Regions from separate parts of the Homo sapiens genome. Here all the other regions are linked to region 2. A link is a loop called in an ENCODE intact Hi-C map of the cell type or tissue named here. Cell type or tissue: chondrocyte. All regions are shown on one strand. Region 1 has its middle 340 kb from the start of LINC00973. Region 2 holds the start of COL8A1 (collagen type VIII alpha 1 chain). Region 3 has its middle 110 kb from the start of LINC00973. Region 4 overlaps LOC105374007 (a long non-coding RNA gene).

Region 1 (5,000 bases), 390 kb after region 2:
AGCTGAAAAGTTTACATTCTTTATTTTTTTCTTTTTAGCAGTTCACATAATGAATTTCAAGGAAGCATTTACTTTCTTACGAAGTAGAAATAGTTCCCTCATTCCTTTAAACTGTCTTGGACATTGCCTAAATGGCTTTCATGAGGTGAGAACAATGTAGGTTCTCAATTTGACACGCTGGTAGGGTTACCATCTGAGTTTCCTCTGGAAAGTCTGAGAATAAAACGTCTAGACTGATTTTCAATGCAGAAGCTCAAACTTCAAGAAAGTTGGGGCAGTCACAGCAGCCTGAGGATATGGAATAAGCCCAGCTGGGGCATGCATAGTCACACTGTTTCCATCAGATTAAACACCAATTCCAGCTTTTTCTCTCTCCTGCCAGAATAAGAATCAACTCATTCTTCCCATGCTACCTCCTCAGCAAAACCTCTTTCTTTTTTCAGTTTATTTCTGGTCCTGTCATGGTTCTACTTTCAACCAGATTTCTTCCCTTCTTCTCTCACTGAATTTTTGGCTAAATTTTGGAACATATTCTTTGTTAAACCTCATTTGCTTTTTAACTCTGAATGGGTAAGCAGAGTGGATACTTATTTTTTATTTATTTATTTATGCCATAAATACTAAATACTCATTGCACATAATACATAAATCAAAACAGGGATGAAGGTCACTCATTGCACAACCTCAGTTAGTATCACCCACATAGTGGCCCTACTGGAAGCAGCTGGAAGAGCTTAGACATCCTGACAGGCTCTGTAGCCTAGATGTTAGGGTTGGCTTTCCTATCCCTGTTCTCTGAGTACTAAATCAGGGAGCCCTGTCATATCATAGAAGAATGTAGCATTTTATATTTGGTGGGACCGAACTCATGACTGTACCCATTTTTTTCTCCAAACAACAGTGTTTCCTGGAGTTAAGGCATAAAACATAGCATCTTTAAGAAATCCTGGTGGTCAGGTGGCCAAGGTGGAGCATTTAAATTTGATGAGGCTAACCCTGTCTAGACAAACGCCTGCTATGGATGTGGATATTACCCCTGGTTATTACTCATCATGCCCAGGCTGACTCAATAATAAAGAGCTGGCTGGGCAAGGTGGCTCACGCCTGCAATCCCAGCACTTTGGGAGGCCGATGTGGGTGGATCACCTGAGGTCAGGAGTTTGAGACCAGCCTGGCCAACATGGTGAAACCCCGTCTCTACTAAAAATACAAAAATTAGCTGGGCATGGTGGCAGCCGCCTGTCATCCTTTCTACTCAGGAGGCTGAGGCAGGAGAATCGCTTGAACCCAGGAGGTAGAGGTTGTAGTGAGCCGACATCGTGCCACTGCACTCCAGCCTGGGCGACAAGAGCGAGACTCTGTCTCAAAATAAATAAATAAATAAAATAATAATAATAATAATAAAGAGCTAAGAAAACAGCCCACAACAGGGACTATAATGCATAAACCTATGACAAAGGTAGATACATCTAGTAAGGCTGAGATCCAACCATGAGACTGAGGGGTTCCTCTGGTGGAGTCTGGGGGAACCAAGGAATATTTCTTGACCTGGGAGACATGTGAATGCATACAAGGATGGACATATGCGGCTACCAGAGAGTTCAAAGGTGATTCCCAAATGTCTCCTTATTTCATCTGCTTCTGTTTTTACCATTTCTACAGGAGTCCAGGCACCATGCTCTGGACTTTAGCAGTAGAATTCTAATTGGTCTCTCTTCCCTACTTCCACTCTGTTCTCCACCTTGCAGCCAAAGTGATTCTTTAAAAAACAAAGAGCATACAAGTTTGATCATGTAATACATATTTTTCATCATTCTTAAATGTTTTTCCATTTTAAGCTAGGGCAAACTTCCTAAGGGGTCTTCCATGGAGGGACTCTTAATTCATCACTTCTCACAGACTTTTCCACGTTCTAGCCAGTCTCACCACCAAACTGATCTTCTTTCAGGCCCTACTACTTACCAGACTTCCTCCTGACACAGAATATTTATATATCTGGTTCCTTTTGGCTAGAATGCTCTTCCCTATAACCCTGACTAGTCAACTGCAACTCAACCACTAGCTTCAGCTCAGGTTTATCTTCCCTGGGAAAACTTTTTCCTAATCTCTGATTAGGTCAAATCCCGATGTAGTTTTCTTGCACTTCTGCTTGACAACATTTACCACAATTATAATTTTTCTCCTCCTTATGTCATTATTTAATACACATCTGTCACTCCTACCAGACTGCAATGTCCATGAAGGCAATTAGTGGCATCTTTTTCATACAAAGGGGAACATTTTGTATACCAAGCACCCAGCACAGAGCTCAAATTGGTCACTTTCCATATATCTGTTGAATGAGTAAGTGGGACTCTTAAGAAGTGGAACCCGTCTGTTTCTAGCTGTTTCTTTTAATGGACATTTATTGGGCTCTTAATACTTAGCAGTCAGAAGTTCTAGGATCTTCAGGTGTCTGTGTGAGGAGTCAAGCCAAATAAGGTGAGAACTATAAAGTGGAGGGCTTTGCACACTTGATGATGGTGACCTCAAACTGATGACAGAAGTAGCCAATGTTCCCACCACCATAGTTTCTCCCACAGGCTTCAGATTTGAAACAATTTCTGTGTTCCACCAAGATCACCACATATATTAACTAAAAATTAAATTGCTGTTTTTTTTCAAAATCACAAATAGCCAGTTGAAGTTGTTCTTCAGCATAAGATTACTGTGTTACCATACTATGTTGATATTCTTGCAACTAAAACAAGGATGTGAATATAACTGATTAATGTGAGACTTCAAAATTTATTAGAATTAACTATTGATGTTTATATATTTTTGCACAGATGATGCTTTTTTAGCTAATTGATTGATTTCATCTTTTAATTGCCAAATAAAAATCATATATATTTGTGGTGTACATCACAGCATTTTCATATATGTATACATTGTAGAATAGCTAGATAAAAGTAATGAACATATCTGGATTTTTATTTTTGCCTTTGAGAACTGCTAGAAATTTAGGCTTCTCCACTTGGAAACCACTTCTCCAGCTGGAAACCTATGACAAAGGCAGATATATCTGAGATCCAACCATGAGATGGAGGGGTTCCTCTGTCTGTCTTTAAATCCCAAAAAAATAGGGCAATAGAATTGGGGTGTGGGGGTGACCTTCATCTCCTCTCTGCAGTTTCTGTCTTCCTCTGATAAGATTGTAACCTGGAATATTTGGTCCTACAGGCTACAGTTAGTCATATTATTAGTGTAAGGCTGTAGCCTGACAGTGCTTTAGGCAAAAGCACCCAGTGGAAGTTGAAGTAGATAGTGGTCCATGCCTTCACTCAGAAGAGATTTTTCAAAACCGCAATATTGCCAATTTTACCCTTTTCTTAAAGTTGTAAAATGGTATTGCAATCTGAGGGCTACATTTAGTAATAATTCCAGACACACATGGCTGGTTTCCTAAAGCCAAATAAGTATTTAGATAATAGAAAGTACAAAAGGTCAAGTGCAGGCCTGCCAAAGCTTGATGGCAATGCATGTATTCAGAAAAAGAAACTGATTTTTTTTTATTTTACTTTGAGACAGTATCTTTGAAATCTTCACTTGCAATAAAATAATAGCATATCATCTTCATGGAATGCAAAGAATAATTAAAACCTGACCTTGACTTACATTACAGGAGTTGGGTGAAAATAAATGAAATTTTATATATAAAAGTGCTTTGAACTTTTAGGAGGAAGGCTGTATACAAAAATCTAAGGAATACTAATCCTAGGTGTTCCTATAAGTAAAAAATTATATTTAAATCACATGTAATACTTCTTTTTCATAAAAATCTGAACTAATTCTGGCTGGAAATTGATCAGATTCAACCCAGTCAGGGAAACACTGCCATTGGTACCGTCTAAAATGCTGGTGTGACAGGTAGGCATAAAAATCTTGTGCTGACTACAGCGAAAACTGAGACAGTGGCTGAGCGGTTCACTTAAGGTGAGTCAACAGTAGAATTTCTCTGCTCAGATGCCTTTTGAATTAAGTGAAAAATAGCGCAATTATACTTGTCTCCAGAACAACCTCTAATACCATTCTCCTGCATCATTCAAGCTACACCCACCATTAAATTGCTCTTTAAAACCACTAAACTGCAGTCCTGTCTAAAGGTTAATGATGCAAATCTATAATATAACATTCATAAACTGTTTCAGAAAGAGGAAGTTAAGTTTTAACTGGCAAGCAGAAATAATATTCACAATATTGTTGTAAGTGCAAATAATATTCACAATATTGTAAGTACATGGAGCACAAGCAACAAAGGATATCCATTCATTTTTTAGTAAGACCAATTGATGCAAAGCTATGCTATGATTCAGGACTGTCTTTTCCTTTAATCTGATATTTAGACATTAGTGACAGTAACAGCACTTTTTATGATCAGGTTTTGTCTACCTATAGCTTTGGATGAAGTGTCCAGAAATAGCCCCTCCTGAATCTTTGAGAAGTGGAAATGGAGACGGTGAGAGGAATAAGAAACCCCTCTCCCTTCAGACCACCTGGACTCCCAATACAGCATCCAATGCAGGATCTACTTCTGGCCAATAGGTTGGTGAGCCAGTAGAAAATGAGAAGCCCAAGGGAGGCCACAGCTCTGAGACCTGTGCCAACTCTCTCTGACCACACTGTTTCCAATGGTTAAGGGGCACCTAGACGCTGTTGCTCAGGAATGTAAAATGAGGACTTACCAGTCTATTTGCGGATCCGCAGAAATATTTTTGGTTGGGTTTTCTGAATATTGATGACAGAAAATAATCAGCGGGAAGTCCCTTATTAAAGCATGAGCCATTTTCCAAACATGTGAAGTTTTAATGGCCGAAATAAAACATATTTTTCTTCTTTGTCCCTACCTAGCAAAAAGAAAGATCTCTGAGGTTCATGGGCAAGAGGCTAGGTGAACCCCTGTTTCTCCTAATTTGTGTAGAAGCTCCTTATTCTGTAAGGGTGAGGATGGAAGGGAACTA
Region 2 (5,000 bases):
AGAATTTGATGGCAAACTTCATGGACCAAGTGTCTGGTTTTACAGAAGTGGCTGTGGAGTATGTTTTTCCTTTCACAGGTGCACATTTATTCTACCTTAGGAATAAGAAGAGATCATTTTCTTTTAAAGAGGGTAGCTTAAACACTGAATATCTCTGATAATTGGATGCCAGTCAGGTAGGTTGTGATTTACTAAATGCGGGGGAAAAAAGGTGGAAAGAAGGATTAAAACTTCCAAAGCCTTTCTCGCTGATCTTTCTTTACAACCATCTGGTGTGCACAGAAGTATTGTATAATCTGGCCTGTATTATTCTCTTACTGTGAAACATATTGAAACACTTTATGTTTAGGTGTGTGTACAGAAATTCATGAAGTTCTTTTATACACTTTCTTAGTTCCATCGTAATTCTCATTTTAGGATGTCGTGAAAAGATAGCCTGGTGAGAGAGCACATTCTACCCTGGCTTGTGAATTTGGATTTGTTCCTTCCTATCTACCAGCCACCTGATTACTTACTGTCCCCGTGCAAAGGGCACCCGTTCACATCATTTTTTTCCAAGCGCTAAAACCTGGAAAGATATTTTTTTAAAGGACTCACAGAAGCTGTCTTGGGGGTTTGGAAAACATCACAAAATTGTTAGCAGACCTTTTGACTGTGCTATTTTTAGGAAGTTAACTGTGTTCTTTTAAAGTACATTTTTGACAATGGGACAACGTTTTCCTTGCCCCCACTGATGTGTGAAATATGTACAGTGAAAAACGTCAGTACAACACCCCAAACAGATACATTTTAACCTAAGCAACAGTCAGCAACAGGAGAAAAAGTGATTTAAAAAGAGAAAGGTTTCGCAATATTTATGCTGCTGTTTCTTCCCTGAAGGAGCTTTTATTTTACCATTCAAACAGAAGTTTGTTTTCAAACCAGTTGCTAGTTAAAGGAGCAGCGGATCGCGCATCCGTAAGAATCAGCTCTAACCAAACAGCAAACGCGTTGGCCAGAGGGTGACTTATTCCCCCATAGCAACCCCTGGTAGGTGAGCTGCCTGCAGAAGTGCTGTCTTACCTTGAGCACGTAAGATCAGGGAGAGAGGCTCGCTGGCTCCCACGGAGAGGATCGGGGAAGGGCTGTGATCCGCTGCTGGTAACATGCACTTGGCTTTTATGGGCAGGTGGGAGGAGCTGCTCCTCATAGTAGGTGGGCAGGGAAGGAGCGGCGGGCGGGCAGCCTCTGGAGGAGCTGGACACTCTTCTCTGGGGAGGGGCGGGCAGAGACTGGAGCCCGCAAGGCGGAGGAGAGACGACGGGGCGGGGGGAGGGGGAGCGCGGTCACAACGGAGGAAGGAGTGGAAAAGGGAGAGAGAGGGAGAAGGGAAAAAAGAGAGGGAACTAGAAATAGTGAAAGGGATCTTGACCACAGATGGGGAAAGGTGGGGGAGAAAATGAATAGCAGAGACAGAGAGAGAGAGAGTGTCTGGGAGGAAAGGGGAATCGGAGTATTTTCCGTTTTTGCATGACATTTTTTGGCAGAGGGAGTTGTGGGTGATTGTGACTTTTGAAGGTGTTTTCTGTGAATTTGGGAATTTGAAAAGCTACATAGCGGTCCGGGAGAACTGAAGGGTTTCTAAGCGAGGCAAGGGAGGTGAAGCTGGGCGTCCGGGCAGCAGAGCCAAAGTTCAGGGTGGACCCGGACCTGGAGCTGGAGGCACTGACATGGCCTGGAGCCAGGCAGCCCCCAGCCCTCAGCCCCGTCCCACCGCCCGCGGGTGAAAATCGCCCCATCCCTCTCCCTCCAGGCAAGGCTTATTTGACAAGGAAGTTCCTGCGCTGCCTGTCCTCTGAGCATCCAGAGGCCCCTTTTGAGACTTCGGCAGCATTAAAGTAAATCCAGCAACGGGGAGGATTCGCGTGGACTTGCTTGTGGAGACAGGAACCTCAGAACCAGCCTGGGTCTTCCAGCATCTGCTTATGTAACGTAGGATTTCAGAGCTCTCTGCCCTCTGGTTATTTTCGGTATTTAAAACACTCTCATTCCTAACAATCGGAAAACGTCTTGGTGCCACAGTTCTTTCTCAGTGTGTCTTAAACATTAAGAGAGGATTCAACCAACAAGTGGCTAAAGGATCAGTCTGAAATTACTAAGAAATGCATTCAGAGAAAGAAAAACAAGCTCCTTTCGCTGCTGAGTGGTGACTCACTTCCTAGCCCAAGCCTGATTTTTGCCACCAAAGGAATTAAAGCATTTTAAAAGAGAACCTGAGACTTGGGGTGGGAGATACAGTACCGGGAGGGGGAAAAGGCGGGAATGGGAGGGGGGAGGGATGGGTAGGCTGGAAATAATAAAGGAACGAACTTGTACTGAATATGTATATATGTACTTCATTCAGTGTTCACCGCAACCTTATGAGGTAGGTATGATTCATATTGTGCAGATTTATTTATTTTTTTTTTAATTTAAAGAAAGGCATCTCTAAGGGTTTAAATAACTAGCTCAAGCTAGCGAGAGGGGGAGCCACAGCTAGCGAGCTTGCAAACCTTAGGCACTCTTCAGTACACCAGGCTGCCGTATAGAACACCTAGGTTCGTCTCAGGTTAGATCCTGATGTCATTGGCTGGTAGCAGGCTCCAAGAGAAGGAAACTTGATGGTGAAGAGCAGAATTACTCAAACTTAGCACTACTGAAACTTTCGGGAGAATATTTCTCTGTTGTAGGGACCTCTCCTGTGCACTGTAGAATGTTAAGCAGTGTCCGTGGCCTCTACCCACCAGATGCCAGTAGCAGTACCCACTCCGCACTCGCCACCCAGCTGTGAAAATAAAAAATGTCTCTAGATTTAGCCAAATGTCGCTGAGGGACAAAATCCCCTCCTCTTCTTAAGAACTATTCGTCTAAAAAAGGCCCACAACTATAAAAAAGCATTTTAAAAGAATCTATTAAGAAAATACCCAGTAGTGCCATTTGGATAATAATAATACCTACGTCCATATGTGCCGAGTTTACACAGCACTTAGGTTTTTACATACGTATTTCCATCTGTTAGCTTCAAGAGCTCAAAGCCTCAATTACTTCCTTTGTAACTAAGCTTATTCTCAATTGGTTACGTCTGGGAGTCAACGAAATAAACTCCCATGTGCCCGGGATATGAGGCAAGAACAATCATATATGAAATAAAAAATTTAAAATTTTTATCGTAAACACAAATTTGACACCAGAGTTTTCAAATTTACTCACGATGTTTTGCATTATTGATTATTCGCCTTTTTATAATTTTTTATCTCTATGTTCCCTATTCAAATTATATTCAATAATTTTTTGGCTGCACAAAGTTATAACTAGTGGCTTACTAGCTAGTAAAAAATAAGTGCTCAATAAATATGTATAGTCTCGCTAATTGAATAAACAGCAATATTGAGGACTGACAATAGAGAATGGTCAGCATTTGTTAGTTTAATGAATGCTTAGAAAGCTAAAACTTTCACATCAACTTTCTGCCCGTTTGCTGTTTGGTTTTACTCTCTTCTTACCCTCCATAACTCAGTTTTCCTCTTCCCAAATAGTATGTCTTTTGAGGATGTGGCCAAATCTACTGAGTGAAGTCTGTCAAACGAGTAACACTTGTTACTAGACCTAGAAATAGGACTGCATTATCTATTCTTGGACATAACGCTGAAATCAGATGTGATTTTACAAGCACAATACCACTTTTGGAACTTTTTAATTTAGCAAAGAAATGTGTTCTGGGGAAACAAAATGGGACTTTTAGAGGAGAAGCTGGGTGATAAAGTATGTTAGTAAATACCCTTATCAGATTACAACAAATCATCTTTTCTATCCTAAGTTAATTCTTCTCAAACATTCCAGTTCCATCACATACGTATGAAAAAAAAAAAATACCAGAAAGGCAAGAAAAGCACATTTGAAGAAAAGACAATTGATGGCTGTAGGCTGAATTTCTCTTCTTATTTTTAATTCTTTCTTCCTTTCAAACCAGCCAACATAACAAAAGCACTGCTTTCATTTTTTTGGATGGCACTAATAATTAGTTCATTTCTCCCATTCACACTTACCTGAATCTGATTCAGTAGCAGATCTGGACAACAAGTCAGGAATCCAGGAATGTCGTCTCTTTGCTGACTCTTAGTGTGCCCTTCCTAGAATCTCTCTGAAGGTGACTGAGGTTTGAAATGACCTAGTTTGGTCTTCTGTGGAAGGAAAGGAATCCAATGACAACATACTAGATGCTCTGAAGTTTCCATTGTGTGGCTATAACAGCTACAGATCATTACCTTACTTTTGAGAGCTTTGCAAATGTAACCCTTTTTTGGAGTTTATTTAGAATTAATCAGTTAACAAATATTTATTAAGAATGGATATCAGACAATGTGAGGTATTCAAAGCAGAGGAAAATATGACATCTTTTCTCACAGAGGAAGAAAAGCATGAAATCCTGATAGTTGAATTTTAGTAAAGAGACTTCAGGGAGGAGGTGGCATTTGAGCTGAGCCATGGAAAGTAGCATTTGAATAGACGAGTGATGGACAGTAGTACATTCCAGGCAAGGGAGGATATGTGTGCAACCAGGGAAATCACAGGAATATTCAGAAGGTGGTGAATTGGCCAGCATGACTGTATAGAAAGGTCCATGTGGTAGAACAATGAGGCTGAGAAATGGAGAGGAGGGATGAGGAGGGATGAGGTCACCTCAGTAGTCTGAAGTATAAACTATATTCTGTAGGCAATGCAGAATCAATGAAGACTTTTGAGCAATAGAATGGCATGGTGAAAGTGGCATATTTTCAAGATTTCATTTTTCTTTGAATATAGGGTCTTTATTGTGGCTTTGCAGATAAATGCTTGCCTGTGCATCTCAGACTGATAGCATACTTAGAAATAGAGAAAACAGAGTGTCTGCATCCTGCAGACTTGGAGGCCTGAGCAAGGTGGCAGAAACAGTAGTGGTTCTAGCCCAGTTTTCCCTGGAGTGTCCTGTATGGTTGTAGGAA
Region 3 (5,000 bases), 610 kb after region 2:
CCCTGCTCTGCTTCTCATGTCCTCCCTACAATACCAAAATATGAGCTCAACTGACTAAATTATAAAGCATTTGACTGACTTAGAAGACATTATTACTATCTCCCATACATGCTTTCCTAGATTTAGAAGGGCATTTAGAATTAGGTTTGTCAGATCTTACACCTGTTAGAATGGCTATTATCAAAAAGACAAGGAAGAAAAAGGAACTCTGGTGCATTGCTGGTGGGATTTTAAATTAGTACAGCCATTATGAAAAACAACATAAAGTCTCCTCAACAAACTAAAAATAGAACTGCCATATTATCGAGGAATCCCACTTCTGGGTACATATTCCAATGAATTGAAATCAGTATGTTGAAGTGATATCTGCACTCACAAGTTTATTGCAGTATTATTCATAATAGCCAAAACATGCAATCAGTCTAAGTCTCCATCAATTGATGAATGTGTGAAGAAAATATGGTATACATACACAATGATATGCCATTCAGCCTTAAAAAATGGAGGAAATCCTGTCATTTGCTACAACATGGATAAACCCAGAGGACATTATGCTATGTGAAATAAGCCTGATACAGAAAGACAAATACACATGGTTTAATTTATATGTGGACTCTAAAGAGACCAAATTTATAAAACTAGAGAGTAAAATGGTGGGTATCAAAGGCTGGATATGGGGTGATGGAAGGGGAGGGGAATGATTAAGTGTTAGTCAAAGGGTGCAAAATTTTAGTAAGGAGAAATAAGTTTTAGGACCTATTGTACAGCATGATAACCACAGTTAATAATAATGTATTGTATATTTCAAAATGACTTTTAAAAATAGGTTTTAAATGTCCAAAAAAATGGACACGTGAATTAGCTTAATACAATCATTGCACAATGTACACATATATCCAAATATCACATTGTACCCCATAAATATATATGATTATTTATCAATTACAAATAAAAATAAAACAAAAGGGGACAAAACAGAACTAGGATTATCACATAGCCACACAGATACCTTAAACATCTGTTGTTATCCTGATGACTATAGGGTCATGTAAAGACCAGGTCAAATGAAACAACTTGATATGGCAAATCCAGAAGCACAGGTGTGTATCTGAGGTAGACAGAGAGCCTGCCAACATTTTTCAAGTCCACTAACTGCTCCTTAATTTTTCTGCAGAGAGAGAGTGATATGAGAAGTAGATATCTGGTAACAAAGTGAGTAGAAAATCGTAGATTTTTCTGACTTGTAGCTTAGAGGCTTGTCTCTTCTCATTGTATTTCACATTTGGTTGTAATCTTCCTGAGGTTAGAATTGTAGATACTAAAACTTTTAGCACAGTGTCTTATATATAGTATACAAATTGCTGAATTCAATTTTCTGCACATTAACTTTCAATATTAAAATAATGGACTAAGGATAGCATAATTTTATGAGGATTAAAAAGAGAATATCTGACAAAGACACACTAACCTGAACAAAAAAATGTAAATAGTAATTTTAAGTAAAACCAGATTCCTTGTTGGCCAATAACATTGTAGCAGACAAACAGAAGTACAGAAATATTCAGGAGAAAATACTTGGAAAATAATTTGGTATGATATGGCTTCAAATGTCCAGATGCCAGGGCTCAGGAAATAAGAATGCCTTCAAATCTTTTAAACAATTAAGCCAATGCAATCATCTAGAGATCATTCAAAGTTAGTGAGATGAGATCTATCCATTGATATTTCTGGTAGAACAGAATGTGAAAAGCATTTGAGAGAGAAAGAAAGGATAGTGAATAGAAATAATAATATTTAGTATAAAACATGTTGATATAAAGAGTTTTCCCAAAATCCTATAGAAAACCTCTTGTGATACAGTAGGAATTCTTATTCAGTTCTTTTTACTGATTAAATCATAGCAAGGGGCCAAATAACTTCCTAATTCACTCAGCTACCACATGGCACATACAGGACTCTATTCTATATCTTTAACTACAAATTCTCACCTCTACTATATACTTCCTATTTAATTTGAGAGGGCACCACAGAGGGCCTAACCAGGCTGAAGACATGGTCAAATATTGATTTTGAATCTGTTGAATGAGGAATAGAAGTACTGATCTGAATAAAGTCAATAAAATAATCTCTGGTTATGTGATTACTTATCACTTTCCACCCCCACTGTTTAATCCTCTGTTATAGAATTAATTATCCTGGAATCACAGAATTAATGTGTGGTAGCTGAAAACTGAGATGGAAATTTGCATGCAACAGGCAATTGGGCTGGTTTTGAAACTTTGAGAAATACAGCCACCTGTTGGACATAGTCTGGTATCACACTCTGTTCACCATTTGTTTTTTAATGTTCTTTGAATGCGAAAAACTTTTGTTAATAACCAAAACGTAAAAAAAAAAAAAAGCATAATTGTCACTATTAGAAAAAATAAAGATGATTAAAAACAGTTGAATGTCTTATTTTGTCTGTTTAAAGAATGAACCTGTGTATTAATAATGTAATTTTCTAGATATAGTCTGAATAAGCTGAAAAGCTTTCATCATCATAAGAACCAATTAATAAATAATTTTTTTAAAAAAGTTATTTCCTCACAAATTAGTAAAAGTAGGAATTTGTTATTTTTTTCATTCCACTCCAGCACTGGCCTCTAGAGCAGCAGTTGGCAAATATTTTTTAATGTTTTTCAGATAGTAAATACTTTAGGCCTTGAAGGCCATAAGCTTCTTTCTCCTTTCCCTTTTATCCTTTCATTTTGGAAAGTTAAGCATCTTTATTTTACTTAATAAAAACTGTATATATTTAAGGTGTACAACATGGTGTTTTGATATACATATACTTAGTGCACTAATTACTACTGTCAAGCTAATTAACATATCCATCTCCACCTATTTACCTTTCTGCATTTGTGGTGAGAACACTGAAGATCTACTCTCTTAGTAAATTTCAAGTATACAGTACAGTATTATTAACTATAGTCCCAATGCTGTACATTGGATCTCTAGAATTTATTCATCCTACATAACTGAAACATTGTACCTTTTAACCGATGTCGTCTCATTTCCCCACCTCCCCAACAACACACAGCCCCACCCCACTCCTGCCCCTGGTAACTATCATCTACTCTCTGCTTCTAAGAATTTGATTTTTTTTTAGATTCCACATGTAAGTGAAATCATGTAGTATTTGTCTTTCTGTTCGTGTCTTATTTCACTTAGCATAATGTCCTCCTGGTTCATCCATGTGGTCACAGATGGCAGGATCTCGTTTTTTTTGAGGTTGAATAATATTCCATTATATATATATATACCACAGTTGTTTTTATCCATTGATCCATGACAGACACTTAGGTTGTTTCCACATCTTGGCTATTGTGAATATGTTTCTATTGCAACTATTCAACTCTGCTGATTTAGCATAAAAGAAGCCATACACAAAGGGAAACAAATGTGCATAGCTGTGTGACAATAAACCTTTACTGATAAAAACAGTTGACAGGCCAGATATAGCCCACAGGCTATAGTTTTCTTATACCTTCTTGTGATGGTTAATATTGAGTGTCAACTTGATTGGATTGAAGGATGCAAAGTGTTGATCCTGTGTGTGTCTATTAGGGTATTGCCAAAGGAGATTAACATCTGAGTCACTGGACTGGGAGAGGCAGAGCCATCCTCGGTCTGGGTGGGTACCATCTAATCAGCTGCCAGCACAGCTAGAATAAAGCAGGCATAAAAGGGTGGAAAGAGTTGACTTGCTGAGTCTTCTTGTCTCCATCTTTCTCCCATGCTGGATGCTTCCTGCCCTCAAACATCGGACTCCAACATCTTCAGCTTTTGGGCTCTTGGGCCTATACCAGTGCCAAGGGCTCTCAGGCCTTTGGCTGCAGACTGAAGGCTGCACTATCAGCCTCCCTACATTTGAGGTTTTTGGACTCAGGCTGGCTTCCTTGCTCCTCAGCTTGCAGATGGCGTATTGTGGGACTTCACTTTGTGAACATGTGTCAATACTCCTTTATAAGCTCCCCTTCATATATACACCTATCCTATTAGTTCTGTCCCTCTAGAACACCCTGACGAATACACTGCTCTAAAGGCCTTTGCGTTGGCTATTCCCTCTGCCTGAATCACTCTTCCCTCAAGTATTCACACAGCTTACTCACTCACTTCCACAAATCCTTGTTTAAAGTATCTCCTTTCCAATGAAGTCTACCCTAACTACTCCACTTAAAATTGCAATCTGCAACCTTGCACCCCATCCCAGGTCTAAGAAACAACCTCACAGGCCACTCACAACTGAAACACCCCCAGGCCAGCTGAGCAACTGTGCATCCATGCTCCTGGCCAGAGAAATAACCCCAGGACCACAACCCCAGAGATCCAAACCCCAAGTCAGCTGACCCACCATGTGCACCTGTCCTAAGAAACCTGGCGAGTCCATCATCAGCAGAGCCACATGCCTGCTGCCACAAGCCCTTGCAGCCCAAGCCACTGAGAAACTCCCATATGTCATTAGTGTGACTTATGGCTGAAAAACTTAGGTAGAGACTACACTATTGCATCTACCTAGAACCAGAGGCAATGCACCCCATCTAACTGACACCCCCAAGTCCCATTCATATGAATAAATGTTTCTCTACAAAACCTACTCCATAAAATTGGAAGAGGTGACTATTTCACCAGATGCATTGAAATCAAACTAGAAACATATAAACATGAAAAAGCCAGGAAACATGATGCCTCCAAAAGAACACAGTAATTCTCCAGTAATAGGCCCCAATGATAAAGAAACATACAAAATGCCAGAAAAGTAGTTCAAAATAATAACTTTAAGGAAACTCAGTGAGATCCAAAGGAATACAGATAGACAATTCAACAAAATAAAATTGCAACCCTCTACTTCTCTTGCTTTATTTTTTTCTTAACAGTTAACTCATTTTAATGTATTACATTATGTTCATTGGAGCCCATCTCTCCCAACCGGAATGTTAGCTCCATGGCCAAGACTT
Region 4 (5,000 bases), 200 kb after region 2:
AAGCAGAGGCAGTGTCATGGCTGCTGAATGGGAGACCACAGTGAAAAAAAATGGAAACAACCTGAAACCTCAGGTGGCTTATTAAGGGATGGTGTTGAATTCATTAATTAGAAAGTTCTGGAGTCTACTCAGAATTGTGCACATGTACCCTAAAACTTAAAGTATATATAAAAAAAAAAAAAAAGAAATCGTAACTAGTGAAGAAAATTATTTCAGGTAAAAGAAGTTGCTGAGAATAATTATAATTTCACTGAGAACAGTATTTTTTGACCAGTATATACTCTAGTAACAAACACTTTCACTGTCTAGGAAACAATGGAGTACTACATACACTAGATTTTTTTCTGGATGGATTGTGGTTTGTTTTTTTCCACATTCATTGTGCTGAGCATACTTAAACTCTTTAATCTATGGTTTTATGTCCTTCAATTATGGATGTTTTTCTTCTATTATTTCTTTGATAATTTACTTCTTCTTTTTTTTTAATGGAGTTTCGCTCTGTCACCCAGGCTGGAGTGTAGTGGCACGATCTCAGCTCACTGCAACCTCTGCTTCCCAGGTTTAAGCGATTCTCCTGCCTCAGCCTCCCGAATAGCTGGGACTATAGGCGCATGCCTCCATGCCCGGCTAATTTTTGTATTTTTAGTAGAGACGGGGTTTCACCATGTTGGCCAGGGTGGTCTCAATCTCCTGATCTCGTGATCCGCCCGCCTCGACCTCCCAAAGTGCTGGGATAACAGGCATAAGTTTTTCACTCAATTCCTACTAGTTGTATACTGATGTCCCATATCCATATCTGTTTTATTTCAATATTCCTTCTCTTTGGCTTTTAAGGCTGCTTTCTGGGTCATCTTCTTGATCTTCTCTTTTAAATATTCTAGGAATTTTCTTTAAAATTTCAGCTGTTTTACACCAAGGCATACAGTGATATAATGGACCTTGGTGACTCAGAAGGAGAAGGGTGGGAGGAAAGTGAAGGATAAAAAAACTACATATTGGATACAATGTACACCATTTGGTTGTTGGGTGGACTAAAACCTCAGACTTCACTACTGCTCAATTCATCCATGTAATCCATGTAACCCCAAACCACTTGTACCCCAAAAGCTATTGAAATAGAAAATATTTAAAAAAATAAAAATTCAGCTGTTTTAACTTCAATTTCTTTTTTATTTTATTTTATTTTTTACTTTTTCTGTTTTTATCACGTCTTTATTTCAAGGCAACAACATCTTCATTATCTGAAAGTATTAAGTGCTACTGTATTTAAATTTTTTTTCTCTGCATTATCTCTGTTTCCTCCAAGTTCCTTTTATTAGGTTTGTTGTGCTTTGTTTGACCTTTCTCTCCTACAGTAGTGGATTTCCTTCAATATGTGATCATCTTTGTCTTCCGCAAGAGTCAGGAACCAAAAAAGCTGATTGGAGTTCTGTGTGCATAGATACGGCATGCCAGTCAGTGAGCTTTCTTAAAAGCAATTGGATTTAAAAAGCGGTATTTTACTTTCAGATGTTACAAATGTCAATACCTGTATATCAATTTTATGTCTCCTCTAACCTTTCTCCTGGAGGCTCCTCACTGCTAATGGTCAGGTGGTAGGTTTGAGAAGAATTTAGGGTTTCACTAGTTACTGTGTAGACTTACACGTAATATCTTCATTTTCAATCCATTGCCTTGTGGCTGTCCTCCTTTGGGTTTGGTGCTTCAGCATCTGGAGCCTTGCTGATTCACTGTCTCAAAGCAAATTCCTCCCGGAGTTGTAGAAGGGAAGCAGCCACCTGATGCTGCGTTAGAGTGGGCACCTGGGTCCTAATAACTCCATAAACGGGCTTTCAAATCTCTATTTTCAGCCACCTGCCTAACTTACACCTTTTGCAGTTCTTCATGCTCCTAATTGTTGAGCCTTTCTTGAAATCCTATGTGGTGAATTGGTTTACTTTTTATCGGTTATCTCCACTTTCTCCACCATATACAGGAACTTGAATTTGACCTTTTCTTTTTTTTCCTGCTAAGATCTTCATAATTCCTCTATCTGTTTTCTTTCTTTAAATGTTATAATTTAGGATTGTAGATGTCTTTGTGTTTGATTAAGCATGGGGTTTATGTTACTGTTTCTTTAACTCTTTGATTTTTGTGTTGTAACTTTCAACAGAAAAAGGGGATGGAAAGATCTCTACTGCCCTGTCTTAGCATTACCAAGTCAATTTTCTTCTCACTTGCACAGACAAACTTCCTGACTTTTCTACAATCACTCTTTTTACTTCCTCACTTCTCACTCACTCTTCAACCACTTAGGTCTGGTTTCACACTTATCACTCTATAGAAACTATTCTCATTAAAAGGAAAAAAGTTTTAAAAATGGTTTCACTGTAGCCAAATTCAATAGACATTATTTAGTCCTGTAGTCATTAACTGCTCTTCAACATTTAGTGTTACTAATCAATTCTTGATTCCAGAAACACTCTTTCTTTGGTTTTCAGTCAGGAAGAGTTCGCTTACACTGCAATAAAAAAAATCCTTTATATTTATAGAAAATTGACCTGGGGCTCCAATCTGACTTCTCTTCACTCCTAGACATGGCTGATGAAACAGCCAGTATCTAGAACATGGCAAAATATTAAGGCAAAGGAAGAGAGAAAGCATGGCAAGTCATACACTAGCCCTTTAGCCTCCATCAGAAATAAATACATGCCTGTTAAGTTTATATTCCCTTGCCAAAGCATCTCACACCACACCACCTATCTACAAGGGAGCCTGGAAGTACAGACCTACCAAGTGCTTAAGAGAACTAAAAATAATTTGGGAAACACACTAAGGACAATCATAAGCACCTTTACCACAAACTACCTTAGTATTCAAATTGAGGCAAGCAATATGAAACAAAATACACAATGTTTGGAAATGTTATTTTATCCATTTTACCAACGGAATGAATCAATCAATTATAGCCACATACAACAGGAATAAAAATGGCTAAAATGACCACCTAGATTGTACTGAAAACTAAATGTATAAGTCCATTCTGTATTAGTAACTATCTTTGTCCATTTGTGCTGCTATAACATAATACCCAAGACTGCATAATTTATAAATAATAAAAATTTATTTTCTCATAGTTCTAAAGGCTGGGAAGTCCAAAATCAAGGCACTGGCAGGATTAGTGTCTGGTGAAGGACCATTCCTCATAGATAGGGGCCTTCTAGATGTTTTCACATGGAAGAAGCGGGGGAAGAGAACAAACCAACTCCCTGAAGTCCTCTTATAGAGGCCGTAAACCCATCCATGAGAGCTCTGCTCTCATGACTTAACCACCTCTTAAAGACTCTACCTCTTAATACTGTCACATTGCTCATTAAGTCTCAATATATGAATTTTGGGGGGCACACTCGACCATAGTAGTCTTCTTGGGCTGATATAAGAAAATTACCACAAACTGGCTGGCCTAGGAATAAGAAACACGTATTTCTTACAGTTCTGGAGGCTGCAAATTTCAGGATTAAGACATCAGCAGATTCCCTCATAGATGCTGCCTTCATGTTGCATCCCCACTTGGTGAAAGAAGCAAACAAGCTCCCTTAGGCCTCTTTTATAACACCCCTAATCCCATTCATAAGGGCTCCACCCTCATGACTAATTACCCCCAATTAGGCCCCATCTCCTAATATCATCACTTTGGGGGTTAAGTGAATTTTTTGGAGCACAAACATTTAGGTCATAGCACATCCATTTATTCAATAAATACTAAGTATTTACTCTATTTCCCATAAGTACTTTATACTTGGCACAGTGCTACATGATGGAGATTAAACAAAACATAACAGAAGTAGGGAAAAGCCATATAAAATTTGTAATTTTTAATTCTGCTTCCTAGTCATCAGTGAATTACTTTACATATGTAAAAAGCGAATCTGAACATAATGTTTCCTACAAAATAGAAATTTGAATATTTGCAAATCTGAAATAGCTATTAAGAAGAAAGTAGAACTCTTTTAGTTTAATTGCTTCATAGACTACACCAATTAATTAAGTATATTCTGGTCCTTAGAGATAGGTTATTAGGATCCCTCTTCCTTTTATTACCTAAATCAAAATCTTTCTTCAAATTAGCAATCTTATAAAAATTCTCCAAGATAGCAGTTGGCAATTTCCAAGGGAGCACAATTTTCATTTGGAAAGAACTCTCTGGTGAGGTCATTAACATTTATTAATCTCTCAAAAAAATATCACCAGGTAAACATTCACAAGAGAGGAGGTTTAGAATGACTAGGATTATATCCAGTCAGTGAATTCATATTTGGAGTGACCACCTGAAGTTCTAGACTAATTTCAAGCAATGCGTAGGAGTCTGAAACTGGAAACACAAATGCTGAGCTGCCACTCCATTCCTACTTCTTGTATACACTTGCTCTTTTTCTGACAGAAAGGAGCATGTGAACAAATGAGATAATAGCTGGAAACGTGAAGCCCTAGCCACCAAGAACAGAGAGCTCTCCAATTGTAAGAATTCTTCTAAGTATCTTTTTTTTTTAATCACAAGATTTTTCAAGTGCTTCCTAGGAATATGCTGAGATGCAAAGAAAGTTAGATGAAAGATAGTGACTGGGAGCAGACAGTTACTTAGAAGTCTTGTTATGAAATATTTTTTAAGGTGGAAAAACCATGCTAGCACTTCCCAAATCAGGCCAAATTTATTTTAGCTTATGCAGTTGTTTCCTATTGAGTCAGTGCACTATAGAAGGCAGAGACACCCAACACTTCCGTATTAGGTCAAAGAAAAGAATCTGTGACTGGAGGAGAGAGAGTGCATGAGGCTCACTACAGCATGTCAGGGCTGCCCCAAGAATCATTGTGCATGGAGATCTTACAGGGTGACTTTTTAATCTCAAGGGCAGGAAACATATGTATGAGTCAATTTACATAAATGCAAATTCATTTAAATGGTCTGTATTTGGTTACTTTCTGAAGGTTTGTGATTATTTTAGTTGGATCTTTAGGACTAC

Evidence for each region. A loop is a pair of places that touch in the nucleus more often than their neighbours do. Peaks named below come from ENCODE experiments on the same cell type or tissue, not always from the same donor. Only the 100,000 strongest peaks of a DNase experiment are listed, where the experiment ranks them.
Region 1: it touches region 2 in a loop (3-fold over the local background); 4 of 110 quality-filtered maps call a loop at or near these places.
Region 3: a loop joins it to region 2, with 5 times the contacts of the local background. A loop is called at or near these places in 7 of 110 quality-filtered maps.
Region 4: a loop joins it to region 2, with 3 times the contacts of the local background. A loop is called at or near these places in 2 of 110 quality-filtered maps.

What each region holds. Positions count from the first base shown.
Region 1 is chr3:99,249,481-99,254,480 of GRCh38, reverse strand. No RefSeq gene overlaps it. Among named protein-coding and RNA genes, the nearest start is that of LINC00973, 340 kb to the right of the region's middle. In chondrocyte, no CTCF peak of the experiment used is centred here; no DNase peak of the experiment used is centred here.
Region 2 is chr3:99,634,727-99,639,726 of GRCh38, reverse strand. COL8A1 (collagen type VIII alpha 1 chain) reads right to left here and starts at 1,133. Exons shown (of 4, transcript NM_020351.4): 1 at 1,063-1,133. LOC124909401 (a long non-coding RNA gene) reads left to right here and starts at 1,047. Exons shown (of 2, transcript XR_007095981.1): 1 at 1,047-1,140; 2 at 1,793-2,359. In chondrocyte, CTCF peaks have their summits at 983 and 2,535; DNase peaks (open chromatin) are centred at 1,206 and 1,725.
Region 3 is chr3:99,021,078-99,026,077 of GRCh38, reverse strand. No RefSeq gene overlaps it. Among named protein-coding and RNA genes, the nearest start is that of LINC00973, 110 kb to the right of the region's middle. In chondrocyte, a CTCF peak has its summit at 2,304 (motif pointing left); no DNase peak of the experiment used is centred here.
Region 4 is chr3:99,430,316-99,435,315 of GRCh38, reverse strand. All of the region lies in intron 1 of LOC105374007 (a long non-coding RNA gene), which reads left to right. Among named protein-coding and RNA genes, the nearest start is that of COL8A1, 210 kb to the left of the region's middle. In chondrocyte, no CTCF peak of the experiment used is centred here; no DNase peak of the experiment used is centred here.